Linked DNA regions of Homo sapiens: regions 1, 2, 4, 5 and 6 are each linked to region 3. The links are chromatin contacts, found by Hi-C or POLR2A ChIA-PET in ENCODE. All regions are on one chromosome and are shown on one strand. The core of a region is the stretch at or near the end of the contact, and the rest is flanking DNA. Distances in the headings are between cores, read along the strand shown. Region 1 holds the start of SYMPK (symplekin scaffold protein). Region 2 holds the start of SYNGR4 (synaptogyrin 4). Region 3 holds the start of ZC3H4 (zinc finger CCCH-type containing 4). Region 4 holds the start of SIX5 (SIX homeobox 5). Region 5 holds the start of LIG1 (DNA ligase 1). Region 6 holds the start of CCDC61 (coiled-coil domain containing 61).

Region 1 (4,614 bases), core at 253-2,752, 1.3 Mb before region 3:
GCGAATTGCTTGAACCTGGAAGGCAGAGGTTGCAGTGAGCCGAGATCACGCCACTGCACTCCAGCCTGGGTGACAGAGTGAGACTCTGTCTCAAAAAAAAAAAAAAGGAGCCTACACAGGCCGAGTTTGGTGGCTCAGGCCTGTAATCCCTGCACTTTGGAAGGCTGAGGTGGGCAGATCACTTGAGGTCAGGAGTTCAAGACCAGCCTGGCCAACACAGAGAAACCCCGTCTCTACTAAAAATATAAAAATTACCTGGGTGTGGTGGGGCACGTTTGTAATCCCAGCTACTCGAGAGGCTGGGGTGGGAGAATCACTTGAACCAGGGAGGTGGAGGTTGCAGTGAACTGGGATCGTGCCAGCCTGGGCGACAGAGTGAGACCCTGTCTCAAAAAAAAAAAAAAAGAAAAAGCATATACAATAAACACCAACCTCCACTTCACTTGTTTTCCCTTAATATATGTTGGAGGCCACTATATCAGTGTATAGAGATTTTCATCATTTCCTTTTATCTACCTCATTCCTTTTTAGAGTTGCATAGTATTTTTTATGTGGATGTATTATAGTTTCTTTCAGCCAATCTTCTTATTTAAGAACATTTGGGATGCGTGTAGCCTTTTGCTATGATGAACAGTATCACTGTTTCCCCTTCCCTCTCGATGTACTCGTTAAGAAGTGGTACCCTGCCCCACTGCTACCTAGGAATCTGATGACTACCCTGTTTCCCCAAACTGGCTCTAGGAGTATCTTTTATTCCTTCAACGAACATTAGCTGGGCGTCTCCGGCGTGATTGGCGCTGTGCTGAGAACACAGTGGCGACAGAGACAAACCTAGTCCCTACCTTCATGGAACACACGGTCATAGACATCATAAAACAGCACACAGATAAGAGTCGGATAACAAATTAGACCACACGTGACATGAAGGAACACGGACCGACAAAAGCATTTAACAGGCGGATTTCTGGATGGAGGGCAGGGAAGGAGGGCTTCGCAGAGGAAGTGACGTTGGTGCCGAGACCCGAAGGATGAAATGGGAGTTAGCCAAGCCGAATGGGTAAAAGGATGTTGCAGGCAGAAGGGACAGCCTGTGCAAAATCCCCGAAGCGGGAAAGCGCATGGCAAGTTTAAGGAACCGAAAGGCCAGGGCGGCTGTTAGAGGTGGGGGAAAAAGCAAAGAGGCCGAGTCGAAGCAAGCGAGGTCTGCGGGGCGGTGGCGCCCGGGGGGCCACGTTGGAACTTTGCCTCGAGGGCACTAGGGAGCCAAGGAAGGGTCCTGAGCAAGGGAAGAAACATGGGTCGCGAAAGCCACTGTTCCCCTCTCCCCACGGCGATGCCCTCCCCGCCCGAGCCCCTGCTTCTTTAGGAGCCTCCTCCTTTCGTCTCCGGGCCCAAACGCCGCCTCCCGCTCACCGCAGCTCTGGCCTCCGTTCCCCTCGCGCCCCCTCAGCAGTGCCTCTTCCTACACTCCGCCGCCGCCGCCGCCGCCATCTTCCGTTCGTCGCCGGGAACGGTGCGCACGCGCCACACACCCAGGGCCGCCGGGAAATGGAGTCCAGAGCACAGCCCGACCCCGCCCATGCCTCGTCCCGTGCGAGCGGCATTCTGCCCGCCTCCATACTACGGCGAGCAGACCCTTCATTTCCGGCTCTGGGTCCGGCTAGGCCTTCTGGGAAATGTAGTCCCTTCGGAGGCACCGGGCGGAAAGGGAGCTAGAGCATTCTGGGAAATGGAGTTCTCAGTGGTGCTGAGTCCCTGGACGGCTGGCTGGTCTTGGAGAGTGCGGAGTTCGGGCAGCGAAGCTCCTGGGTCTTGGAGGGGAGGTGGTCTGTTGCCCTAGTGGGGTCTGCGGAGAGGCCCCGATCCCCTCCATCTTTGTTCTTGACCCTTTCAACAGTCTGAAGCATTTCTTTTTCTTTTCTTTTCTTTCTTTCTTTTTTTTTGGAAACGGAGTCCCGCTCTCTCTCCCAGGCTGGACTGCAGTGGCGCGATCTCGGCTCACTGCAACCTCCGCTTCCTAGGTTCAAACGATTCTCCTGCCTCAGCCTCCCGAATAGCTGGGATAACAGGCACGCACCATCACGCCTAGCTAGTTGTTGTATTTTTAATAGAGATGGGGTTTCACCCTGTTGGCCAGGCTGGTCTCAAACTCCTGACCTCAAGTGATTCGTCCGCCCGCCTCGGCCTCCTGCAGTGCTGGAATTACAGGCGTGAGCCACCGCGCCCGGCCAAGTTAAGCATTTCTAGCCGTCGGAAGCCTCAGTCTTCCTGTCTGTCCAATGGGGATGTGATTTCGGGGACCTTTTACGGGTCCTTGTAGTCGCATAGTGGCCCTAGCGTTCTGATTCCCCTTTCTTCCGCCACGGTCATGCAGGGCTCTGGCTCTTCGTCCTCTCCTGCCGAGATGATGAAGCCCCCTGAGGTAGAAAGGCTCCAGAGTTCTGACCTCGGGGCCCTTGGTATCTGCAGCGTCGCTGCGGGCAGCTCCCTCACTCCTGAATCACCCCCAGCTGTCGCGTCCTGGGGCTGCGGCCCCCGGCGCCTGAGGTCTGTCTCCTGGCGATCCCGCAGGGGGCGCCCCAGTCCGAGCGCGCCGCCCTCGGGGAGGCGGGAGGGGAGCCCGGGGCGGGCGAGGGCGGGGGTGTCCCGGCTATAAAGCGTGGCCGCCTCCCGCGGCGCTCGGGACAGCCGTACCCCGGGCGGTCGGACGGGCGGGCGCCGGTGGGAGCTCGGGCCGTGCCCGCTGAGAGATCCAGAGCGCTCCGTTCCCCCGGGGCCGGAGCGGGGGCGGGTGGGGGCGTAAGCCCGGGGGATGCTGGGCTCAGTGAAGATGGAGGCCCATGACCTGGCCGAGTGGAGCTACTACCCGGAGGCGGGCGAGGTGTGTCCTCGGGGATGGCGGAGCGGGAAGTTGGGGGCAGGTATCGGGGTGTGGGCTCACATGGAGCAGGGACTGGTTGTGGGTTCAAATGGAGGCAAAGGCGTCTACTTGGGCAGCTGAGGAACTGGGAACACGGAGACCAGGTGTGGAAGTCGGGGACCGGGGACGAGGCATGGATGGGAGCGCTGTTTGGGCAGCCTCGCCGCGGCCAGGGCTTAAAAATGGAAGTCAGGAAAATTTAGCCAAGGGTCGGGTCACACCTTAAACTTGGGAGCCGGGTGTTGGAGCCCCAAAAAGCAAGGGATTTATATGTACAAACCAAAGATAGGAATCAGAGTTCCAGGGTAGGGGACAGACTAGGGGGTTTCAGGATGTGAGGTTCAAAGTTGGAGGGAAAGAAAGACTAAAAGATGGAGGAGGAGTCACCATTAAGGGGAAGACTGAGGTGGGAGCTCAGGGCCAGCACACAGTGTTAAAGAACCGGGGTTCGGGGCTAAGGATCAGCTGGTAATCTAAGGTAGGGTCAGACATAGGGATTGGTGCTCAGGGGTCAGAGATGGGGGTGCTCAGAGATGAAGCTTCGTTTTTGGAGTCTGAAATAACAGGTGGCTTAGAGTTGGGCATCTGGGAGCAGAAGATGTAGCCATCAGCATTGGCAGGAGAGGGGCCGATCTCCACCCCCCCATCCCTACCCATGACCCTCCGCAGGGACTCCCCAAGTCGGAAGATGGAGAGTTTTAGATTGTGCACCTTCCCCTGCTCCCCGCCAGTCCAGCAACCTCCAGCTATTGCTAAAATTCCCATCCAGTCTCACCTCAGACAAGGCTTCCCTGGAGTGGGGGGTGGCGGCATATTCTAATCCCCTCACCTGGACAGACAGAAAGTCCTTCCTCAAGTCTGACCCCCATTCGTCTTGCTGCAACGACCCCTACACCTTAGCTACCTCACTCTGTAATCAACGTTGTGAGGTTGTTGGGGCTGGGGGTTGGGTTCTTGGTCTGAGAATTATGGGGGTCTGGACACTTGGACTTCTAACCTGGAAGGGGACTGTGGGCTTGAGGTGGGGTGTGGGGCAGGAATGGCTAGGTTCTCCAAGGAGTCAAGATCTGGTGACTGCGGGGGCCCCAGTGTGCCTGAGTCTTGGGTCTGGGGCTCGAAACTGTAGGGTGGGACTCCTGGATCCCCAGGCCTTCAGGGCTGGGCAAGGTGCCTGGGAAGGGCCAGTCCTGGGTTTGGGGAGGTGTGAGGTGCACGTGGGGTGGGGCAGGGCCAACAGGGAAAGGGACTGGGAGTGTTGAGAGGTGGAGGCAGGGTGGCTGGAGGTATCAGTTGTGAGATGCGGAAGGCAGAGACCCAGGTGGGAAATGGAGGGTTCCAGGTAGTGGGGGTGATCCCAGCTGGACCTCTGCAGAACTCAGTCTGGGGACCTGATTTAAGGGAACCACCTACAGACCAATTGTACAAACCAACTACAGTTGTTTTGGGGGCACATCTTAAGTAAATGATGGGGGTCTAGGCAGGAGGAGTTGATATTTGGGGCACAGTCTGAATAGATCCAAGTTTAGGGGACAATTTGTATGGAAATTGTGTCAGAAATTGAAGGAAAGCCGGCACAGTGGCTCACACTTGTAATCCCAGCACTTTGGGAGGTCGAAGTGGGAGGATCTCTTGAGCCCAGGAGTTTGAGGCCAGCCTGGGCAACATAGGGAGACCTTGTCTTTAAAAAAAAAATT
Region 2 (4,418 bases), core at 35-2,534, 1.3 Mb after region 3:
GTTGGGAATGGATGCTGCGTCTGCATCTCGGAGACCTGGCTCCTGCATTCCAGCTCATCTCCCGCCCACTAGGGAAACACGAAGGGACCCGGGAACTACAACTCCCAGGAGGCGCCAGGGCAGCTCTCTGCAGCAACTAGGGCCCTGCCGCCGCGAAGCCTGCTGGGAGCCGTAGTCCCCAGGCTCTTGGGCCTGGGACAGGCGGTACCTGTATTAGGAGGCGGAGCAGCTGCTCCTTGGAGAAGGGAATGAAGCGCTCGCGGTACTGCTGGGCCCAGTCGCGGGGCTCCCTGGGGTTCCACATCTTGCGATACTCCCCCATTTTGGCTGCCAGCGATGAGAGGGCCCGGGGGGGCCCGAGGAGCGCGGGCAACAGTGGCCATACTCGGACCCTGGACCCCCAGACCCCCCGGGTCACATGCAGCATGGCTAGACCCTTTCCCCGGAGCCTAAACAGAGGAAAATGGGCAGGGGTCAAAGGCCATCTAGAGGAAAAGCGCCCTCTCCACCTCCACGTCCCACCCTCCAGAAGCCGTCTCTACCCCAGGCAGGGCGCAGAGCCCATCCGCTCGCCTCAAAGCCCCTGTTGCCTGTCCCCTTCCCACACTGCTCAGTTGGCCTGGGTCCCAGACAGGGGTCAGAGGTCTTAGGTTCTGGGGCGTTTTTCAGGCCCAGAGACCCTGTAGTGGTACAACGTTTCTTTGGGGTCTAGACAGCGAGGTAGATCTTAGGAGAGCAGGAAATGCTCGTAAAGGTTACCTAGGGGGTGCAGGGCCGCCCTCCCTGGCCATGCAATCCCCCGATTTCTCCCTCACCTTAGCCAAAGCTCGACTGTCATTGAGCCTCCTGCGCATGTGCAGGAGGGCGTCCTGGGCTCCCGAGGTTCGGCTTCACCCAGCAGTAAAACGCATGCGCAAAGCTTCGGTCAATGCGGGCTGTCCATTTCTCACCGCCGACTCCCTACATCAACTACGCATGCGTTGCCTGCCTTTCTCCACCGCCGGCCTCGTTTGGGCGCGACGCATGCGCCGCAGGAGTGTCTCCTTGTCAGCTTGCTACAAAGGGAAGGGGCGGTGTGGACGCGAGACTCCCTAGAGGGATGGGGCGGGGTAGGGCTCCCGCGCGCAGTCCGCCAACGGCGCGCAGTCCAACGTTCGCCGAGGCCACGCCCCGGCTCGTGTCAGCTCCTGAGTAGGCGGAAAGAGGGAGGGGGCGGGACTTGGGCGCAGCCAATCAGCTGTGGAGGAGCGAAAAGGCGGGAAAAAGCGGAACCAAAAGAAGGCTGAGGTGGCGCTAGGGACCAGGAGGGGTGGGGGTGGCGAAAGGAAGGGCGGGCCCTCAGGTGACGCAGATTGGCCCTCCAGAGAAGGGGCGGCCCCTTCTCAGGTGCCGTCACCCCCAAACCTCAGCACTGCCATTCCAGGTCCTTAAAGGGGAGACCGCGATTCTAAGAAGGTAGCCCAGTGCCGGGGCGTGGCCTCATTCTGAGGTTCCCCACAAATCCGAGGTCCCGACTCCCAGCTTGAGGAGGTGCACTTCCGTGAAAATGGAGCTGAATTCGAAAGGGAGGCCCTTATTCTGGGAAATGGCCCCAAGTGACAAGGACAGCCTGAAATATGCCCTGAGATACCTGGGTTCTCCACGAAGGGTGCTGTCACCCCCAAACCTGAAAGGGATTATTCGGTTTCAGACCTCCCAGGGGCTCTGATCTCAATGGCCGCACCCCCTAGTCCCCAGAAAGTCCCACCTGTGTCCTCTCACAGAAGGACCCAGTCCCTCTGCAGGCCCTTCAGCTCCTGGGTCACAAGACGTGGTCCCCAAATATCCCAGCCCTCCCCTGCACTCCACCTCTGGGATCCCTGACAGCCCTCTCGCCCAACAACCCCCTCAGCCCACATTCCTGACTTCTGGAACCTGAAGCAGCCCCTTCACTTATGTCCCCCACTCCTGGGACCCCCAGAATCACCCTCACCCCAGGCCCTCACCTCTCTGGAATCCTCCATAGACCCCCTTAACCCACACCTCAACCCAGGGGACCCTTAGCGACTCTCTCATCCTGCACCTCCACCTCTGTGACCCCTGGCAGCCCTCCCCACACGACACCTTGCCTGGGACCCCTAGTATCCCCATCCTATGCCCCCCTCTCCTGGGACCCCCAGAAAGCTCCCTCACCACACACAACCCCATTCCTGGGAACCCCCAGCACCCGCATCCTATGTCCCCCACTTCAGGGACCCCTAGCAGCCCTCTCCACACAACACCTTTCCTGGGACCCCCCAGAACCCCCATCCTATGCCTCCCACTTCTGGGACCCCTAGTAGCCCCCTCACCACACAACCCCATTCCTGGGACCCCCAGCACCCCCATCCTATGCCCCCCACTCCTGGGGCCCACAGAAGCCCCCTCAGCACACACAACCTCATTCCCTGGGACCCACCTGCACCCCCATCCTACGTCCCCGACTTCTGGGGCCCCTGACAGCCCATTCACCCCACACCCTGACTCCTAAGAGGCTCAGCAGTCCCCTCACCCCACACAACTCCATTCCGGGGACCCCCCCCATCCCCACCCCATGTCCCCCAATCCTGGGGCCCCCAACAGCCCTTCCACCCCGTGCCCCTGACTGGCATCCCCCATCTGTGTCATCCCACAGCAGCCAAGCCCAGGGCTGGCCTGAAGCCCCCGGACGGCAGTGCCCAGCAGGCAGCGCCCAGCACCCTGGCTCCCACCTCCCAGTGGCCCCAAAGGAAAACAGCTGCCATGCACATCCCCAAAAGCCTCCAGGAGCTGGCCAACAGCGAAGCCGTGCAGTTTCTGAGAAGGCCCAAGACCATCACGCGGGTCTTCGAAGGGGTGAGGCCCTCCCATGGCCCGACTGTGCCCCTGGGTGACAGGAGCCAGGAGCTCTCAACTCCCAGACACAGTGCGGGAGATGGGAGGACAAGGAAGGGGTCAGACGGGGAAACAAGACAACGGAGCAAATGCTGACACCACCTTTTCCTGAGCACCCCACTATAGGCCCTATGCTATTGAGGCACTGATGGACTCTCATAGTAAGGAACAGCCCTCACAGTAGGTGCTGCAAGTCCCATCTCTGAGATAACAAAACTAGGGCTTAGAAAAGTTAAGTAAATTTTTTTTCTTTGAAACAATCTTAATTAGCCAGGCATAGTGGCACACACCTGTAATCCTAGCTACTGAGGAGGCTGAGGCAGGAGAATCACTCGAACCCGGGTGGTGGAGTTTGCAGTGAGTGGAGATCATACCACTGCACTCCAGCCCAGGCAACAGAGCCAGACTCCATCTCAAAAAAAAAAAAAAGAAAAAAGAAAAGAAAGAAACAGTTTCGCTCTGTTGCCCAGGCTGGAGTGCAAAAAGCAGTGGCGTGATCTCCGCTCACTGGAACTCCACCTCCTGGGTTCAAGCGATTCTCCTGCCTCAGCTTCCCAAGTAGCTGGGATTACAGGTGTGCGCCACTGCGCCTGGCTAATTTTTGTATTTTTAGTAGAGATGGGGTTTCGCCATGTTGGCCAGGCTGGCCTCAAACTCCTGACGTCAAGTGTTCTGCCCACCTCAGCCTCCCAAAGTGCTGGGATTATAGGTGTCAGCCACCGCGCCCAGCCTAAGTAAATTTTTTAAATCTGGGATGTCCAGTGGGGTAGCCACAGCCACATGTGGCTACCTCACTTTGCACTAATTAAAATAAAAGTCCATTCTTCACTCACAGTGGCCACATTTTAGGTGCTCAACAGCCACATGTGGCTGGGGACTCTCATATTAGACAGTACAGGCTGGGTGTGGTGGTTCATGCCTGTAAAACCAGCACCTTGGTAGGCCAAGGCAGGCAGATCATTTGAGGTCAGGAGTTCGAGACCAGCCTGGCCAACATGGCGAAAACCCATCTCTACTAAAAATACAAAAATTATCCAGGCATGGTGGCGCAAGCCTGTAGTCCCAGTTACTTAGGGGGCTGAGGCTCAAGGATGGCTTGAGCCCATGTGGCGGAGGTTGCACTGCAGCCTCGGTGACAGAGTGAGACTCTGTCTCAAAAAAAAAAAAAAAAATTGTGGCTGGGCACGGTGGCTCACACCTGTAATCCCAGCACTTTGGGAGGCCGAGGCGGGCGGATCGTGAGGTGAGGAGATCGAGACCATCCTGGCTAACACGGTGAAACCCCATCTCTACTAAAAATACAAAAAAATTAGCTGGGTGTGGTGGCAGGCGCCTGTGGTCCCAGCTACTCTGGAGGCTGAGGCAGGAGAATGGCGTGAACCCGGGAGGTGGAGCTTGCAGTGAGCCGAGATCACACCACTGCACTGCAGCCTGGGCGACAGAGCGAGACTCCATTTAAAAAAAAAAAAAAATTAGTGCAGATATGGGACATTTTCATCATGCCAGAGAGTTCTATTAGACAGCAT
Region 3 (4,400 bases), core at 1,588-4,087:
TAAAAGGCAAAGTATGGTCTGTGAAGGAGAAAGGGGAAAGGGGAGGTGGGAGTGGGGAGAAGGGGTCGTACGTACAGCCTGGCAAGGGAAGCCCTGGCTGAGACCCCCCGGCTAAGGAAGGGTCCTCAGCGGCTCCCCAGCCAGGGCTGCGACGGAGTAGCCATCTGTCCAGAGCGTTCTCTTCCCCTCTCCACCCCCATTCCCTCCAAGACTCGCTTTCCTGCCGGCTGAAACCCACCGTCCGTGTCCAAACCTACTCTCCAGCCGCCTCTTCTCTCGCCCCACCAGGAAACAGTGGGCGAACCCTGCACCCCAACTCCTTCTGCTCGAGCAGGGGAAGGAAACGGGGCCCCAACCTCGCCCTGAAACGCGCCGGGCTGACCCCATTATCACCCGCCAGCCAGAGAAGGGCGTGGGGGGCCCGCGTTTCGGACTTAATAAAGAGAAGGGGGCGCTTCCTTTAACGCCCTGCCAAAGCACAAGGAAATCTCCTTTTCTCTCCCGGAAGAGACGGTGCCCCATTTTACCCCGACAGAGGGGGGAACCCCAGGAGAAAGCGCGGGACCAACTTCCTCTCCCTACAAGGCAGGGAAACCAAACCTTACCCCCGCAAAACAAGGCTGAGAATCCTCCCTCACGTCACCTACCTACGAAAAGCGAGAGGACCCCTGCCCTTTAGCAAAAACACGGGGAAGAGTCTTCTCTAAAAAAATAGGCTGGGGTTTTCATCAAAAGGGCTGGAGATGCATCTCCCCCCTCCCCAATTCGGCCTTCTAGGGGATAGCTAAAAAACACCCCCCGCCAAAAAATACAAGTGCTATAGAGCACCCACCCAAATGACCCCCAATTACAAGGATGGAGAAGGGACCTGAATGAACCCCCACCTTCTGCCTCCTAAGCTAAAGTACCTATCATCCAAGTAGGACAGGGTGTGCCTCCCCCAGGAGAAAGGATACTGCCGGGGGCTGGGAGACCCCCAACCCCAAACCCCTAAGAGCGGGGCTGTTGTTCGAGATCCCCCCAAAAAGGGTCCGGAGCCCCTCCCCCATCCCCTTCCCCGAAGCCAGGCGACGGGCAAGCGGGCCCGTAGCTGCCAGCTCCGGGCGCAGGGGCAGCCAGGACCCCCGTGGGTCTCCGCAGCACCCCCCACGGCGCCCCCTCCCCAGGACAGGCGGACGGGCGCGGGGGGTCCGAGGGGCGCCTCCTCACCTTCCCCTCAGCATGGCGCCCAAAAAAGACAGAGCGAGAGCGAGGGAGAGCGGGCGAGCGCCGCGAGGGGGGGGAAACGCATGAGGCCGGGAGAGAAAGCAAGCGAGAAAGAGCGAGCGAGCAAGCGATCGAGAGACACCCACCGACCCCGCCCTTCCTCCTCCTCCTCCTCCTCCTCCTCCTCCGCGGCCCGGCCCAACATGGCGGCCGCCCCCCTTCCTCCTCCTCCTCTTCCTCCCCCCGGGGACGCAGCCCCGGCCCAACCGGGGGCCTGACCTGTCGTCAGGGAGCGGGAGGCGGTGGTGGAGGAGGTGCGGGGTGGCCGGGCGGGCGTCGGGGGAACACGGAGGAGGCGAAGGCGTTGATGGCGGCGGCGGCGATGGCGGCGGCGGCGACTCTGATGGCGGCGGCGGGGGGGTCCCGGGCGCGGCCTCCATAGTTCCTTTGGGGGGGAGGGGATGTTAATGCACGAAAAAGGACTGCTTGGGCGTGGCGGGAGGGGCACACTTAAGCTCGGAGGGCTCCTGATGGGAATGGGGTATATATTTTTTCGGTTTCGGAATCACCTCTGCGCTGACCTCCGCGTAGGCCGCACGGCCTAGGCCTCGGAGGGCCGCTCGCCGCCTGCTTTCTCCGCAGCCCACCCTTGCGGTCACTCGCTCACTGGCGCGGGGCCCTCATAGGGGCGAGAGCCCCCCCCCCACGCACCCCCGGGGGGCGGGACACCCGGGAGACACGGACACTGGTGGGTGGTTGGGTGTAATTAGCGCGGGCCGCGCGCGATGGAGCAAGCGAAGGGTAAGGGGAGAAGAGGAGAGCGAGCGAGGGGGGTGGGGGGTTAAAAAGAAAAAAAGGATTTGAGGGAGAGAGGGAACGGGCCGCGGAGACGGGCCGACTGTCTCCCTTCTCTGCCCGCCCTGGGTGCCCCGGCTGCCCGGCCCCCGCCGCAATCAGGAATTGACACAAAATGGCGGCTCGGCCCGAACCAGCCTAGAGGCTGAGGCGGGAGGAAGGGTGAGATGGGAGGGGGAACTGAGAGGCGGAGGCGGAGGCCGTGTCACGTGCAGGAGAGGGGTAGAGACCGCTTGCCCGAAGGCCGGCGGAAAGAGCCGAAGGCAAAGGGCGAGGCCGAGGGGAGGCGGAAATAGCCGAAAGGAGCTGAGCAGGAGCGAGGAGGCGACGGGGGAGAGCCAGAAAGAGCTGAAGGTGGTGATATGGGTGGGGCTAGAGAGAGCATGAGAAACCTAGGGGAGCCATAAATAGCCTAAGCCGATCGGGACCGGGGAAGGAGGAGAAACTGAGACGGTCCGGAAAGAGCCGAAAGCGGTGTCCGGGTGGGTGGCAGGAGGTGGAAACAGCCGAAAGAAAAGCAGCCAGGGTAATGCGATTAAGAGAATGAGCTGAACGGGCGGGGCTGAAGGGGAGAATAAACGACTTTCAGGAATTCGCCGGAGAGCAAGAGGGAAAAACCGAAAATTGCTAGTTTGAAGGAAGGCGGGAAGAGCCAATAGTTTTAGGTGGGAGAATGGGAGGGAAGGAATTCAGGCTACGGAGAGGGAAAAAAAAAATAACCGAAAGCTGGAGGCCAGGTGCCGAGAGTCGGAGGTTTCCGGAGAAGCGATGAAGCCCAGCCAGCCCGGAGGTGACGTCACTCGACAACCCAGTCGATGATGTCATCATTGGATGCGAGAGGGGCGGGGCTTGGTAGTCCCTCAGGGGAGTTTAAGGACCTGGGGTGTAGGACCCATGGAAGGCTCTCAAATAGCAGAGCTAGAAACACTGGCCGGTGTCGTAGACTGTACAAACAAAATCTTTTGACCCTCATAACCGTCCTAACATAAGCTGCTGCTATTCCCATTTGCAGACTGAAGTTCGGTGTTTTAAGTAATCGGTTCACGGTCATAGGATTAGTTCTAAAAAGCACAGCAAGATTTTTTTTTTAAGAGACAGAGTCTTGCTCTGTCGCCCAGACTGCAGTGCTGTGACACGATCATACCTCACTGTAACCTCGAATCCAGGGATCTTCCTTAAATACTTGTTAGCTCTTTCTACAGTGCCAGTCCCTGTGATGGAGCATGGGAACAGTTTCTGTCTTCATGGAACTTAACCGATAATGCCCCAAGGGAGAGAAACAGAGTTAAAGAATAAAGGGGGTGGGTGGAGTGTTAGAGGAGGGTCTTGTAATTGTTCTTTTAGGCTGGTACATGAAAAAGAAGAGATGGTTCCAGGCAGAAGAAATACCTTATTTCAGGCGGGGCGATGTTGCTCACGCCTGTAATCCTAGCACTTTGGGATGCCGGGGCGGGCGGATCGCTTGAGCTCGGGTTGGAGACCAGCCTGACGAACATGGTAAAACCCCTTCTCTACTAAAAATACAAAAATTAGCAGGACATGATGGCTCACACCTGTAGTCCCAGCTGCTCGGGATGTTGAAGAGGGAGAATCGCCCGATCCCGGGAGGTCGCGAGGCTGCAGTGAGCCGAGATTATGCCACTGCACTCCAGCCTGGGCAACAGAGTGAGACTCTTGTCTCAAAAAAAAAAGAAAAGAAATACCTTATTTCAGGCCCTGACAAAGCAAAGACCACTTAGATTCCAGGAAGAGAGAAAAACCGTGTCAACAGTGATAAATCTGGAGACAGAGGCACCATGTGACTTCCTGGTATATTGATCCTACTTTTTTTTTTTTTTTTTTGAGGCAGAGTCTCGCTCTGTCGCCCAGGCTGGAGTGCAGTGGCGCGGATCTCGGCTCACTGCAAGCTCCGCCTCCCGGGTTCACGCCATTCTCCTGCCTCAGCCTCCCAAGTAGCTGGGACTACAGGCGCCCGCCACCACGCCCAGCTGATTTTTTGTATTTTTAGTAGAGACGGCGTTTCACCGCGTTAGCCAGGATGGTCTTGATCTCCTGACCTCGTGATCCGCCCGCCTCGGCCTCTCAAAGTGCTGGGATTACGGGCGTCAGCCACCGCGCCCAGCGGATCCTACTGTTTTTTAAATGTTCCAGCTGGCAGCGGGGCGTGGTGGCACACACCCATAATCCCAACACTTTGGGAGGCCGAGGCTGGCGGATCACTTGAGGTCAGGAGTTTGAGATCAGCCTGGCCAACGTGACGAAACCCCGTCTCTACTAAAAAGACAAAAAATTAGCCAGGCATGGTGTGGCGCGCCTGTAATCCCAGCTACTTGGGAGAC
Region 4 (4,519 bases), core at 85-2,584, 1.3 Mb before region 3:
AGCTGGTCCCGGGAGATGTCCGAGGACCTCGGCGCGCCGGCCCCAGCAGTGGGCACGGGGGAAGAGGGCTGGTGGACGGGATGTCCCCGGGAGAGCTGGACTTGCGCCGCCCGAGGCCCCTCACCTCTTGCAGGGCGCGCCGCCTCCGGCCCCGGTCCGGTCGCGCTGTCGCCGGTTCTTGAACCAGTTGCTGACCTGCGTGAGCGACAGGCCGGTGAGTGTGGCCAGGCGGCGCTTCTCGTCCGGCGTGGGGTAGCGGTTGCCGCGGTAGCAGGCCTTGAGCGCTGCGCGGGAGCGCTCCTTGAAGCAGTAGACTGTCTCCTCGCCGTCCCAGATGGTCTTGGGCAGCGGGAACTTCTTGCGCAGTCGATACTTGTCCACTGCGCCAAGCGCGCGGCCGCGGGCCCGCTCGGCCTCATGGTAGCGCGCGCGCAGGTAGAGGTCCTGCAGGAAGGCGTGGTGGGCGGCGGGGAAGGGGCGGCTCTCGAGTAGCCGGTAGAGCTCGGCGTACTCGCCCCGCTGGAAGGCCACCAGGGCCCGCGCGCGCAACACCGGGTCGCTGCCACGTAGGCGCTCGGCCGGGGGCAGTGCGCCCAGGAAGCGGCTCAAGCGGCCGGCGTGGCCCGCCTGGAGCAGCGCCTCGCAGACGCACGCCACCTGCTCGGGCGAGAAGCGGAGGCCCGTGGGCGGTTCGGAAGCGGCCTCGGGGGGCGACCCGGGGACGCCCGGGGATCCCGGGCCCTCAGCTCCCGCAGCCGCTGCGCCCGCCCCGGCCCCGGCCGCCGCCGCCGCCTCACCCTCGGCCGCCTGCAAAGTCTGCAAGAGCTGGCGCGCTTCCTCCTCCTCCTCTTCGGTCGCCGCCGCCGCCGCCACCGCCTCCCCCCCAGCCGCCGGCCCCGCGCTCGGCTCCGCAGGCAAGGTAGCCATGTTTTGCAACTTTGGGAAGTTCCTCCCTCCCTCTCTTCCTCCCTCGGGCTTTCCCCAGCCTCCTCCCCCACCTGTCCCCCCTTTTCGCCCCCACTCCCCGCTCTTCTCGATCTTCTTTCTGGCCGACCCTGCGCCCCACGCCGGGAAGGCGAGATCCAGCTCTCCACTCGGGTCTCTGTCCCCTTGTGTGTGTCCGTCCCCCTCCCGTCTGTCTGTGATTCTCCCTTTGTTTTCCCTCCGCCTCTGGCCGCGCTTTCTGCCTCCCCCCAGCGTGTGCTTCTGGCTCAGGGCCTCAGTTTCCCCATCGGGACAACGCAGAAGGTAACGGGCCGTCCAGGAGGACTAAGGGCGCGAAGCCTCCGCCCCGAGACTGAGCTTCTGCACGCCTCCGTCTCCAGGGTCCTCTGCAGGCCCCCACATTCCCCATCTCGGCCTGCGCTCCGCCCCTCGGAATTCCCGGCTCCGCAGGGGGGGCGGGTCTGGCCGGGAGGAGGGGCGGGGAACGGGCTAGAAAGTTTGCAGCAACTTTTCTCGAGCTTGCGTCCCAGGAGCGGATGCGCGTGGCGTGCGCAGGCGCAGTGGAAGGAGGATGGCCGCGCGCGCTGCCAGCCCAGCCCCCTCTTCTCGACGCTCGGTGGCACAGCTGGGCCACAGCTGGGCGGGGGCGGTGCCTCCGGGTGGCCCGCTCGCCCTCCTATTGGCCGGACGCCAAAGCCCCGCCCCGTGGCTTTTCCTCCCCCAACCCTGATTCGGCCGCTTCGCATCCCGCTAGCTCCTCCCAGACCTTCGGCCGCCTCCACACGCCTCCGGATTGGCCCGCTGCGGAGCCTCCGGCCCACAACGCAAACCGCGGACACTGTGGAGTCCAGAGCTTTGGGCAGATGGAGGGCCTTTTATTCGCGAGGGTCGGGGGTGGGGGTCCTAGGTGGGGACAGACAATAAATACCGAGGAATGTCGGGGTCTCAGTGCATCCAAAACGTGGATTGGGGTTGTTGGGGGTCCTGTAGCCTGTCAGCGAGTCGGAGGACGAGGTCAATAAATATCCAAACCGCCGAAGCGGGCGGAGCCGGCTGGGGCTCCGAGAGCAGCGCAAGTGAGGAGGGGGGCGCGGGATCCCCGAAAAAGCGGGTTTGGCAAAAGCAAATTTCCCGAGTAAGCAGGCAGAGATCGCGCCAGACGCTCCCCAGAGCAGGGCGTCATGCACAAGAAAGCTTTGCACTTTGCGAACCAACGATAGGTGGGGGTGCGTGGAGGATGGAACACGGACGGCCCGGCTTGCTGCCTTCCCAGGCCTGCAGTTTGCCCATCCACGTCAGGGCCTCAGCCTGGCCGAAAGAAAGAAATGGTCTGTGATCCCCCCAGCAGCAGCAGCAGCAGCAGCAGCAGCAGCAGCAGCAGCAGCAGCAGCAGCAGCAGCAGCATTCCCGGCTACAAGGACCCTTCGAGCCCCGTTCGCCGGCCGCGGACCCGGCCCCTCCCTCCCCGGCCGCTAGGGGGCGGGCCCGGATCACAGGACTGGAGCTGGGCGGAGACCCACGCTCGGAGCGGTTGTGAACTGGCAGGCGGTGGGCGCGGCTTCTGTGCCGTGCCCCGGGCACTCAGTCTTCCAACGGGGCCCCGGAGTCGAAGACAGTTCTAGGGTTCAGGGAGCGCGGGCGGCTCCTGGGCGGCGCCAGACTGCGGTGAGTTGGCCGGCGTGGGCCACCAACCCAATGCAGCCCAGGGCGGCGGCACGAGACAGAACAACGGCGAACAGGAGCAGGGAAAGCGCCTCCGATAGGCCAGGCCTAGGGACCTGCGGGGAGAGGGCGAGGTCAACACCCGGCATGGGCCTCTGATTGGCTCCTGGGACTCGCCCCGCCTACGCCCATAGGTGGGCCCGCACTCTTCCCTGCGCCCCGCCCCCGCCCCAACAGCCTACAGCTGTTGTTAGTCCACTCGCACGCCTCGAATCCCGTCCGAACTCGTCATTGGCTGCTTCCTAGCGGCCTGTGTTGATTGGCTGCCCGAAGATCCGCCCTCCTGCCGTGGGCCCAGCCCCGCAAATGCGCAGCTAAGCGGGTGGCAAGGGGCGGGTGGAGCGCGGGGCGCGACGGCGGAGGGGGGCGTGGGCAGCCGGACGTACCCTGGCAGGGAGCAGCAGGTGGCGGCGGTGCATGGGGCCTGGCCCCACCAGCGGGCACTGGCCCACAGCCACGGCCGGGGGGCCATCTAGCTGGAGAGAGAAGGGACAGGTGACCCGATCGGAGCCCAGCCCAGCCCTCAGCGGTGGGGCGAGAGACAGCGAGGGGAATCGAGGTTGGGGAGGTTATCTAGGGAGATCCCGGAGGGAATCTGGTGAGGCCTGAACGGAGGGAGATCTGGGGCTGAATAAAGGGCTTCTGCCCTCTAAAGTCGCAAAGACGTAGGGTGAGCCCTATATCTGGACGGGGAGACCAGGAGCCAGGGAGGGGATCTGCAGAATGGGCAGCAGGTCTGAGGCAGGGGAAAGAGAGGGGTCTTACATGGGAAGGTGGATCCGTGGCCCGGGGACTGGGGACCCCCGTGACAGCTGGAAGGAGAAGAAAGAGGCATAGGGCGCGTGGAGGGGCGAAGGAGGGCGGTGGCGCGGCGTGCCCCAGCGTGGGTCCCTTCCCTCCTCCAGGTGTCTATACACGCCCCGCGGAGCAGACGGCCCACCTCCTCCCGGTCCTCCGGGGAAGGGGACACATGAGGGACTCACCTGTGGCTCCCTCTGCCTGCAGCAACTCCATCCGCTCCTGCAACTGCCGGACGTGTGCCTCTAGGTCCCGGTTCCGAGCCTCTGCCTCGCGTAGTTGACTGTGGGGAGGTAAGGACGGTGAGTCCGTCCGGGCCGGACGAGAGGGGATGCCAAGGGTTGCCACCGGCCCGCATCCCGGCCCCGGCCCCGGCCCCGATCCCGACCTGGCGAAGTTCTGGTTGTCCGTGCGGATGGCCTCCATCTCCCGGCTCAGGCTCTGCCGGGTGAGCACCTCCTCCTCCAGGGCTTCCTGGAGCTCCCGCAGCGTCACCTCGGCCTCAGCCTCTGCCGCAGGGACAGCCGCTGGAACTGCCACTTCAGCCTGTGTATGGGGACCAGGCTTAAGGCTGCCTGTGGCTCCTGGAAGACTCAGGACTTGGGCACTGGTTCCAGGCTAGGAATCCTTGTTTATCCCCTACTCCTCCGTCCCCTCAACATTTCTGGAATCCCCATAGCTCCTGCAATGATCCAAGCCCCCTCCCTTCCCTACCTCCCTCAGCCCCATCCCTGAGTCTGGTCCTCTAAATCTACACAGGGACCAGAGGGCTGGTGCTCAAACACTAACACAACCTATGTCCCTCTGCTGCTCAAAATCCCTCCAGCTCCCTAATGCCCTCACGACAAAAGGCCTTGCTGGGTTTTGTTTCCTGCTGGCCTCTCCAGCCTTCTCAGGAATGATTCAGCCAAACTACCTTTCAGGAACAAATCAGGATTCCCACCTGCCCAAGGCCTTTGCCCTGGAGGCTCTCGCCTGACCACTTGGCACCTTTCCTTCCATGGCTTGTTTCTCCTTCACCAGCGCTCAGCTCAAAGATCGACTTCTCAGATCC
Region 5 (4,419 bases), core at 1,016-3,515, 1.1 Mb after region 3:
ACAGAAACTAAGGCACAGAGGGGTTTTCAAAGGAACTTAACCTGCATCTATAGTACGTTCCACCCCAGGTCGGCCTGCTCCACAGCTCACCTCTTAACCACCAGACTGAGTTGCAAGGGAAGGAGAAATACATAAGCGTTTACTGGGAAGCCTACTCTATGCCTGACAGGCTGATCACATTCTCAAATACCCTCAATCCTCAAGTCAGCCCTCCAAGACAGGTGAGATCATCCCCACTTTATAGATGAAGGTAATGAGGACAGAGGAACATAGCTGGGGTTCAGGCAAGGCTTCAAAACCCGGTGTGGCTGGCTCCAAAGCCCACGTTCCTTTCTCCTTACCACGGTACTCAAGGCTGGCTTCTCAACTCTGTGTACTGCTGAGTTGGGGGGAACAAACTGGTTGATGCCTCTGGAGGACCACCTGGCGTCTCTATCGGAACGGCAACCCCACTTCTGTGTATTTGGCCCACAGAGACCCTCACAGGTGGACCAAGTGAGGCACAAAGTTACCTGCTGCAGCACTAACTGTAATGAGAGAAGACTGGAAACTGGTGGAATGTCTACCCTTAGGGAACTGGTTCCCTCATTACTGGAATACCATATGGTAGAATATTGTTCAGGGTTAAAATTAAATGAATGATGGATAAAAGGTATAGGAGTTTTTTGGGGGGATGATAAAAATATCCTAAAATCGATTATGGTAATAACTGCACAACTCAGCGCATACACTGAAAACCACTGACTTGTACACTTTAAATGGGCACTTTAAATACACTGAAATACACTTTAAATACACTGAAAACCGCTGACTTGTACATTTTAAATGGGCAAAATTGTACACTTTAAATGGGCAAACTGTATAATTGTGAATTATATCTCAATAAAGCGGTTACCAAAATGAAGAGATAATGACAGGAAAAATATCAAGTAAGGATGAAACAGTACTCAGTAATAAAAAGAAACGAAGCACTGATACAAGCAACAACTTGGGTGGACCTCCAGGGCATTGTGCAGAGTAGAAAAAAGGTAACATCCTAATAATATATGATTCCATTTACATAACAATCTCCGAATGACAAAACTAGAGATGGTGAACACATTAGCGGTTGCCAGGGGCCTGGGGAGGAGTTCTTATGTGGAGAGGGAACTGTTCTATATCACAATTACGATGGGGGTTACACAAATCTATACAAGGAATCAAGCTGCACGGGCACACAGATGCACAATCACACTCACACCACACAAACTGGTGAAAACTGAACAAGGTCTGTAATCTAGTTAACAGAACTGTATTGATGTCAATTTCCTGGTTTCGATATTGGGACTACATAAGATGTCACCATTAGGGGAAGATGGATATACTCTTTTCACAACTTCCTTGAATCTATAATTATTTCAAAATAAAAAGTAAAAACAAGAGGTAAGCTCCATCCCTTTATCAAGCATACATTAGGCCAGACGTCTCCCCATTCAGATGATTCTCCATCTTTTACGAGCCCTTTACCTAGACCTGGACCTTACCACTGACCTCTCCCTGACACCACCCATCTCCCTCCAGTAGGGCCCACTCCTTCCAGGTGATGCTGCTGCCCGCGATTTACCTTCTTCTAGCCCCGCCCCCTCAGCACTTCCAGGTGGCCCCCGCCCCCTCAGCACTTCCGGTTCCCAGCCAGCCCCACCCTTGGCACCTCCCCCTTCCAGGTGGCCCCGCCCACACGCAATCTTTTCCCCGGCCCCGCCCCTTAGCTCCCTTCAGCCCCTCCCCCTCCCAGATAGCCCCGCCCCCTCGGGGGGCCTTCCGATTTCCAGCTGGCCCCGCCCACACAGTTTTCCCCCCCCCGGCCCCGCCCCTCAGTTCCATTTGGCCTCTCCCCTTTCCAGGTGAACTCGCACCTCAAGGCCTCTTCTCAGAGGACCTGTCCAACTGTCTCTGTCTCTCGTCTACCCTCTACCTGGCCCCCCTCCCTCTGGGAGACACCTCTCTGCACTCTCCGGCGGCCCGCAGCCCGCGCTCTTCCGTCTCCACCGCGCTCTCGGCAGCCTCAGCGTCCCCACGCCCACTCCTCTGCAGACACCCCGACATGGCGAAGCATAGGCCCCAAGCATTCGGCGCACCCGCCGCCCTCCGCCTCCCATCTGCTTGCGGACGGCCCCACTTGCCTTGCGTTGGTCCCGCGCGCCGCTGCCCGGGCAACACACTCAGATCCGCCAGGCGCGCCTCTGCAGTCCCAAGTTCGCGCCACGGCATTCGCGCGCAGACGTCTGCGGGCGGGGGCGGGGCAGAGCCTAGGGGCGGGACCTGGGCACCGTCCGCACCGCCGCCGTCGCGCGGAGGACACTGGGAGTCGTAGTCTCCCGAATGGGAGGAGGGCGGGAAAAGGGGTGAAGTGGGGCGAGCCCTCCCGCAGAGCACACTGGGAAAATGCCCGCGCTTTCCCTCGCCCTGGATGAGCGGGTGTGGCTGAGGGTCTGAGGAGTGACTGGCAGGGAAAGAGGAGGAATCGGTGGAAGCGCCCCCGCGAGGCACGGCGGGAAGAGAGGCGGGAGACCGCGCGGGGCATCCCGGGAGCAAGGGCCGGGCCAGGCCTGGGCGCGGGGCATTGTGGGAGGTGGACGCCGCTCCGGGGCGGGTAGGTGAGTGGGGAGGGGCGGGAAGGGTGCACATCTTGGGGAGGGGAGAGGCACAGCTAGGTGGGACGGCGGGGCTGGAAGGTGCCGCAGCGGGCGGGGAGGGGGGGAGTAGGAGGGTCGGGAGCGGGCTGGATGGGGCTGCTCGAGGGGAGACGCGCAGCTGGACGTGGGGGGAGCATCTGGGGTGAAGGAGCCCATCCGAGGACGAGGGGCCATGTCTAGAACGAAGATGCATATTGCGGGGGATGGTGGATGTAACTGGGAGGAGGGGCCCACAGCTGGACTGGGGGCCGCATCTGAGGAGGAGGGGACCACAGGTGAATACTGGTGACACTTCCGAGGAGAACTAGCCACAAGTGGGGCACACACCTGTAGGCGAAGCGTGGATAACTGCATGTGGGGAGTACATCTGGAGATGAGAGTGTCTCAGGGAAGCCCCAGCTACAGCTGCATGTGGCGAGCCATAGGGTCATAATCGGGGGAAGGGGCAACAGCTGCACGCCAGAGGCACATCTGGGGAGTGCGGAGCCACAGGTGCATGAAGCATGTGACCGGGTGAGGGGTCCGTGGCCTGGATGTGGGAGCACATCTGGAGATGGAGCGTCTTTGGAGGGGTTACAGCCAACTGTTGGCACATGGAAGGAGGAGTTCCAGATGAATACGAGAGTTAGAAGTTACTCTTGGGTGAGAGACACAGCTGGAAGGGGAGGAGGTTTTAGCTGGAATTTGAGAACACATTTGAGGAGATGTCCTTAAGGGACATCTGAGCTTAAGGGTCGTATTTTGGGAGGAGAGATTCCAACTGTACCTAAGGGTCACATCTGCGGAGGAGGAGACGAGTTGGAATTAGGAATCAAGATGACAGGCTCCAAGTGAACCAGGGATAAGGCGGTGGGAGGAGGCCAAAGATAGGATGGAGGTTGATATTTATATATTTGGAGAAAAACAGGCACGTCCGACCCCGGGCTACCCACCTCGATAGAGGCACCAGCAACCGACGGGGCAGGCCAAGAATGGAGTAGATGAGATACCCCGGGTGGGAATGGGTCTGATATCCACCTGTTCTCCCCTCCTCCACGCAGGCCCCCAGGATGGAGCGGCCGGAGCCCCCACCCGGCACGGCTGCGGGGCAGGAGGAGCAGGAGCTGCGGGAGCGGGCCTTCTTCTCGTGGGCCGAGTTCAGCCGCTTCTTCGACGCGTGGTGCCAGCAGCGGCTGGCGCTCTTCTTCGTCAAGAGCTCCATGCACCTGGCGCGCTGCCGCTGGGCCAGTGCGCCCCCGCTCTACACGCTCATCGACGTGCTCAAGTACAGCTACGTGCGGCTTGTGTGCAAGGACGTGCGTGCGCCCAGCCGGCCCGCCGTGGGGTGCGTGAACCTGAGCCGCTGTCCTGCTGGGGGGAAGGGGAGCACCGGGGGTGGGTGTGGGTGGGAGACGGGCAGAGAACACCCCACCCAGAGATGCAGAGGGGGAGAGGCCAACTGAGGCAGCCAAATACACCTTGCAGAGAGGCGGGAGTCAAGGAGGGACATGTACTGAGAGAAGAAGAGGAGCTAGAGAGACAAAGATACTCACGGAGCAAGAGATGGTGTGGGCCCGACTTACAGACTTTTTTTTTTTTTTCGAGATGGAGTCTCGCTCTGTCGCCCAGGCTTGAGTGCAGTGGTGCCATCTGCAGCCTCCACCTCCTAGGTTCAAGTGATTCTCCCGCCTCAGCCTCCCGAGTAGCTAGGACTACAGGCACCTGCCATCATGCCCGGCTAATTTTTGTGTGGTTTTTTGTTTTT
Region 6 (4,332 bases), core at 1,831-4,330, 1.1 Mb before region 3:
AGGTGGATCACTTGAGGTCAGGAGTTCAAGACCAGCCTGGCCAACACGGTGAAACCCCATCTCTACTAAAAATACAAAAAAATTAGCCAGGCCTGGTGGCAGGCACCTGTAATCCCAGCTACTCAGGAGGCTGAGGCAGGAGAATTGCTTGACTTTGGGAGGTGGAGGGTGCAGTGAGTCAGGCGCCACTGCACTCCAGCCTGGGCGACAGAGTGAGGCTCTCTCTCCAAAATAAATAAATGAATAAATAAATTCCTGGCTCAGTCACTTGCTTCAGGTCTCTGCTCTAAATCAGCTTTTCTGAGACATCTTCCCACCCCTCTAACCCCCAGTTCCATCCACTTCACTCTGCTTTATTTTCTCTGTAGCACTTATCACCCCGGACCTGGACATTTCTTTCTTTCTTTTTTTTTTTTTTCTTTTTTTTGAGATGGAGTCTCGCTCTGTGGCCCAGTCTGGAGTGTAGTGGCCTGATCTCAGCTCACTGCAACCTCTGCCTTCCGGGTTCAAGCGATTCTCCTGCCTCAGCCTCCCAAGCAGCTGGGATTACGGGCATGCACCGCCATGCCCAACTAAGTTTTGTAGTTTTAGTAGAGACAGAATTTTGCCATGTTGGCCAGGCTGGTCTTGAACTCCTGACCTCAGGTGATCCGCCTGCCTTGGCCTCCCAAAGTGCTGGGATTACAGGCGTGAGCCACCGCGCCTGGCCTATTTCTTTACTATATGTTATTATTTGCCTTCCTTTCACTAGGGTATGAGCTTTTCCTGTTTGTTACCAGATGTTTCTACCTCCAGCACCCAGAAAAGTGCCTGGAACATAGCAGGTGCTCAATAAATGGCCTGACAAGTGAGTGAAGAAATAAGTGAAGCAATGAATTGAACTCCACTTACAGATGAAGAAAGTGAAGTTCCCAGAAGAGGCATGACTTGTGGGAGGTCTCACAGCTGGCAAGGGAAAGCCTTCAGATTCTAATCCATGTTTCCTTTTTTTTTAATTGTTATTTATTTATTAATTATTTTCTTAGAGACAGAGTCTTGCTCTGTCACTCAAGCTGGAGTGCAGGCATTTATGGGATTTAGCTGAGGGGAAGGTGAAGTGAGAATACATTTAGATTGGGTTTACAGGGATATTTTTATGTGGTTCATAGATACTTCTCGGATACTTAAACCACCTAATTAGTTGTCATGGCGTAGAAATGGCTTCCCGGAATGCTTCTGTTGTGTAAGTTACTAACTCACTAGATGCGAGGCCACAGCCTACTAAATGGCATGAATGTATCTTTTAGCGGCTCATTCCAGAAGCATCTGTGTAACAGAAATGTCAGGAATTGAAAGGAAGCCTGCGCGGTGGCTCACACCTGTAATCCCAGCATTTTGGGAGGCTGAGGTGGGAGGACTGCTTGAACTCAGGAGTTCGAGACCAGCCTGGGCAACATAGTGAAACCCCATGTGTACTAAAAATAAATTAAAAAAAAATTAGCCAGATGTGATGGCGTGTGCCTGTAGTACCAGCTACCTGGGAGGGTAAGGCAGGAGGATCACTTCAGCTCAGGAGTTCAAGGCTGCAGTGAGCCATGAACATGCCACTGCACTCCAGCCCAGCGATGAAGCGAGACCCTGTCTCAGCAAACAAAGAAACCAACAAACAAAAAATTGAAAGTATTGAGCCAGAAGTTAGTCTGTGGAAACATTTTCCAAAACATAGTTAACATGTGAATGAAACTTTATGAAAGTTTTTCTTTTTTTTTTTTTGGAGGTGGCATCTCACTCTGTTGCCCAGGCTGGCGTGCAGTGGCACGATCTTGGCTCACTGCAACCTCCGCCTCCCGAGTTCAAGTGATTCTCCTGCCTCAGCCTCCTGAGTAGCTGGGATTACAGGCGTCCGCTACTGCGCCCAGCTAATTTTTTATATTTTTAGTAGAGACAGGGTTTCACCAGGTGGTTCAGGCTGGTCTCGAACTCCTGACCTCGTGATTCCCAAAGTGCTGGGATTACAGGTGTGAGCCACCGCGCCTGGCCAGAAGTTTTTCTAGATTTCCAAAAGACTTCAATAACATCACCAATACTGATTTGTGAAGCTGAAACTTGTTCTAAATTATAATGAATTTTTAAAAAGTTCCATCAACCACGCTAGAGGAAAGATAACTTACTTTTCTCTTTGTAGACAAGGATATTGTGAAACATGCAGCTGAAAAAGTAGGAAACATCACAGAGGTGTGTCAGGCAGAAAATTAATAAAAACATTACGTTATCCTTTGGGATTTTGCAATGTTTGTGGTATTTGGCTCTTTTAAATATGTAATTTGTTATTATTTCATATTCTAAGTAAACTTTCATGTCAGTTTTTTTTTTTCTTTAAACTTTATTTTCCTTTCTTAAAGAGGTCCCTCCTCCCCCATCCCCGCGCTCAATTCCTTTAGCTGGATCCTTCCAGTTCATGACTGATCGGTTTAAAATATGGGTCGTTCAAAAGCCGTGTGAACCCGGGCTAGTGGCTATACCTCTCTGAGACTGTTTTCTTAGTGGTAAAATGGAAATCATAATAACTTTGCAGGGCTGTTATAAAGTTTAAATAAGCCAAGTCCTGCAAAATGCTTAGTGCAGGTTTGGAATGCACCAAGCGATGACAAATCTCAACCTGTCTTTATGCTGAGACCACTCCCCAGTTTCCGGAGCCGCGGCCACTATCTCCCCATGCGCATGCACACCCGGCTCTCCCTTCCAGGCCCTCCCCACCACGTGGGCGCGGCCTACCCTCCCGCAGGGGGTAATAGGTGGAGTCAAGGGGCTACTTCCGGGATTCTTTCCCTTCCACTCTGGGGAACAACCTTTTTGTATGACTGGCAGCATTATTAGCCAGTAGTGATTAGAGAAGAGCCCGACGTTAGGTGCCTCCCCCAACCCATTTGGGACAGCCTCTTCTTAGTTAGCCAATTGGAAGTTTTGGAGGGCGGGTTCTCCTCTGGGGGAGGGACAGAGTGATGGGCGTCTCTTTTGGCTAATGGAAACTTGGCTGCTGGTAAGCTGTGACCAATCAGAAGCGAGAACGCCGGATCCTGGGGCGGGGCTGGAGCTTCGTCAGTTGAACCGCTCGCGAGGAGGGTTGCTAGTGGAGAAGGTGAGAGGCCGCGGGAGTGGCGGTTGCGCGGGCCGTGGTGGAGGTCTTAGGTGGAGGGGAAGGGGCTTCTCTCGGGGGAGAGTGGGCTGCGGTGGGCAGCTGACCTGGCCTTGTAGGAATCGGGAGGGAGGGTGCCCTTTAACAAGGGTAGGCGCTTGATTGAGGGGTTGTGAGGCTGAGCGCAGCATGTGAGTTGGGGGTGATCTGTATATCGCAGGAGGGTCTTCAATGGGGAAAGTTGTAAAGCAGGAGACAGCAGATGGTAAAATATAGAGACGTCCTTGGAATGCAGCGTGGCGATTTAGTAGGAGGTTTTAAGGCAGAGGGTTATTACAGCGCACTATGCTTTACAAGCTTTGATTTGGGTGAAAGTCGTGGGAAGAAGCAATATTGAGGAAGGGAGGGAAGGAGACCTCCAGGGATGAGCATGTACTTTAAAGAGATGTGAAGCCCTATTATGCCTGTGGCGTTTGCTATGTGCTGTGCACCTGCCAAGTGTTTTAGGTGAATTAACTCTTAAACTTACTCTACTGATGGTTAAGAATGTGGGCTCTGGCGTCGGGTTGAATCCCGAATTTGAATCCTGGCTCTGCCACTGATCATTACTGTGGCTTTGGGCCAGTTGTTTAACCCTTCTGTGCCTCAGCTTCATCATCAGTAGAATGACATCATCTCTGTCTATACCATTGGCTAGCTTCACCCTCTTTATCTAATGAGAACTCCCACGTGTGTATTTCCAGCCTGGATCTCTGCCCTGAACTCCAGACTCATATCATGGCCGACTCTTCTCTCTTTGGAAGTTCATCTGACATTCAGACATAAACTTGTCCCAAACCAATCTTGCGATTTCTTCCTTTCAACCTCCAAACCCAGTTGATGGGACATTCATCCTGCCAGGTACTAAGATCAAGAAGCTTGGAGTGTTCTTTTTTTTTTTTTTTTGAGACAGAGTTTCGCTCTTGTAGCCCAGGCTGGAGTGCAATGGCGCGATCTTGGCTCACTGAAACCTCCACTTCCCAGATTCAAGGGAATTACAGGCGCCCGCCACCACACCCAGCTAATTGTTTGTATTTTTAGTAGAGAAGGGGTTTCACTATGTTGGCCAGGTTGGTCTTGAACTCGTGACCTCAGGTGATCCACCCGCCTCAGCCTCCCAAAGTGTTGGGATTACAGGCGTGAGCCACCGTGCCTGGCTAGCTTGGAGTCTTCTTCAC

The links. Hi-C counts contacts between places; a loop is a spot of excess contacts on that map. ChIA-PET counts read pairs that join two places held with the same protein, here RNA polymerase II (POLR2A). Pooled maps may share reads with other maps.
Region 1: a map of breast epithelium shows a loop between it and region 3 (17-fold over the local background). The contact joins the promoter of SYMPK here to the promoter of ZC3H4 in region 3. A Hi-C loop is called at or near these places in 1 of 168 maps with a recorded cell type or tissue (breast epithelium), 3 of 37 single-sample maps with no recorded cell type and 7 of 50 pooled maps.
Region 2: a pooled map shows a loop between it and region 3 (11-fold over the local background). The contact joins the promoter of SYNGR4 here to the promoter of ZC3H4 in region 3. A Hi-C loop is called at or near these places in 7 of 50 pooled maps. POLR2A ChIA-PET finds 5 or more read pairs at or near these places in 3 of 52 experiments (H1, activated CD4-positive, alpha-beta T cell and activated naive CD8-positive, alpha-beta T cell).
Region 4: a pooled map shows a loop between it and region 3 (11-fold over the local background). The contact joins the promoter of SIX5 here to the promoter of ZC3H4 in region 3. A Hi-C loop is called at or near these places in 8 of 50 pooled maps. POLR2A ChIA-PET finds 5 or more read pairs at or near these places in 2 of 52 experiments (GM12878 and activated B cell).
Region 5: a pooled map shows a loop between it and region 3 (16-fold over the local background). The contact joins the promoter of LIG1 here to the promoter of ZC3H4 in region 3. A Hi-C loop is called at or near these places in 1 of 37 single-sample maps with no recorded cell type and 7 of 50 pooled maps. POLR2A ChIA-PET finds 5 or more read pairs at or near these places in 1 of 52 experiments (GM10248).
Region 6: a loop to region 3 is called in a pooled map, with 31 times the contacts of the local background. The contact joins the promoter of CCDC61 here to the promoter of ZC3H4 in region 3. A Hi-C loop is called at or near these places in 1 of 37 single-sample maps with no recorded cell type and 9 of 50 pooled maps. POLR2A ChIA-PET finds 5 or more read pairs at or near these places in 1 of 52 experiments (MCF 10A).

What each region holds. Positions count from the first base shown.
Region 1 is chr19:45,861,645-45,866,258 of GRCh38, forward strand. It overlaps SYMPK (symplekin scaffold protein), which reads right to left and starts at 1,503. Exons shown (of 27, transcript NM_004819.3): 1 at 1,414-1,503. It overlaps FOXA3 (forkhead box A3), which reads left to right and starts at 2,682. Exons shown (of 2, transcript NM_004497.3): 1 at 2,682-2,881. The coding sequence starts at 2,813. RefSeq lists enhancers at 528-1,166, 1,418-1,827 and a silencer at 2,468-2,877.
Region 2 is chr19:48,363,083-48,367,500 of GRCh38, forward strand. SYNGR4 (synaptogyrin 4) reads left to right here and starts at 1,285. Exons shown (of 5, transcript NM_012451.4): 1 at 1,285-1,455; 2 at 2,654-2,853. The coding sequence starts at 2,761. It overlaps TMEM143 (transmembrane protein 143), which reads right to left and starts at 858. Exons shown (of 8, transcript NM_018273.4): 1 at 816-858; 2 at 209-449. The coding sequence starts at 838. RefSeq lists enhancers at 410-459, 940-1,059, 1,430-1,579.
Region 3 is chr19:47,110,939-47,115,338 of GRCh38, forward strand. It overlaps ZC3H4 (zinc finger CCCH-type containing 4), which reads right to left and starts at 2,838. Exons shown (of 15, transcript NM_015168.2): 1 at 2,782-2,838; 2 at 1,486-1,651. The coding sequence starts at 1,646. RefSeq lists enhancers at 1,015-1,743, 1,744-2,471, 2,351-2,510, 2,751-2,980 and silencers at 1,111-1,600, 1,851-1,940.
Region 4 is chr19:45,767,918-45,772,436 of GRCh38, forward strand. It overlaps SIX5 (SIX homeobox 5), which reads right to left and starts at 1,335. Exons shown (of 3, transcript NM_175875.5): 1 at 125-1,335. The coding sequence starts at 927. It overlaps DMPK (DM1 protein kinase), which reads right to left. Exons shown (of 15, transcript NM_004409.5): 11 at 3,854-4,011; 12 at 3,651-3,748; 13 at 3,433-3,479; 14 at 3,054-3,143; 15 at 1,800-2,723. The coding sequence ends at 2,571. DM1-AS (DM1 locus antisense RNA) reads left to right here. Exons shown (of 2, transcript NR_147193.1): 1 at 1-214; 2 at 3,573-3,966. RefSeq lists enhancers at 1-313, 1,805-1,884, 2,045-2,154, 2,595-2,674, 3,674-4,231 and silencers at 55-184, 635-854, 1,215-1,754, 1,606-1,790, 2,315-2,474 and 1 more.
Region 5 is chr19:48,168,079-48,172,497 of GRCh38, forward strand. LIG1 (DNA ligase 1) reads right to left here and starts at 2,266. Exons shown (of 28, transcript NM_000234.3): 1 at 2,163-2,266. It overlaps ZSWIM9 (zinc finger SWIM-type containing 9), which reads left to right and starts at 2,602. Exons shown (of 4, transcript NM_199341.4): 1 at 2,602-2,636; 2 at 3,716-3,999. The coding sequence starts at 3,725. RefSeq lists silencers at 1,705-1,774, 1,805-1,854, 2,655-2,794 and an enhancer at 1,748-2,407.
Region 6 is chr19:45,992,387-45,996,718 of GRCh38, forward strand. CCDC61 (coiled-coil domain containing 61) reads left to right here and starts at 3,081. Exons shown (of 14, transcript NM_001267723.2): 1 at 3,081-3,118. RefSeq lists enhancers at 2,439-2,628, 3,019-3,198.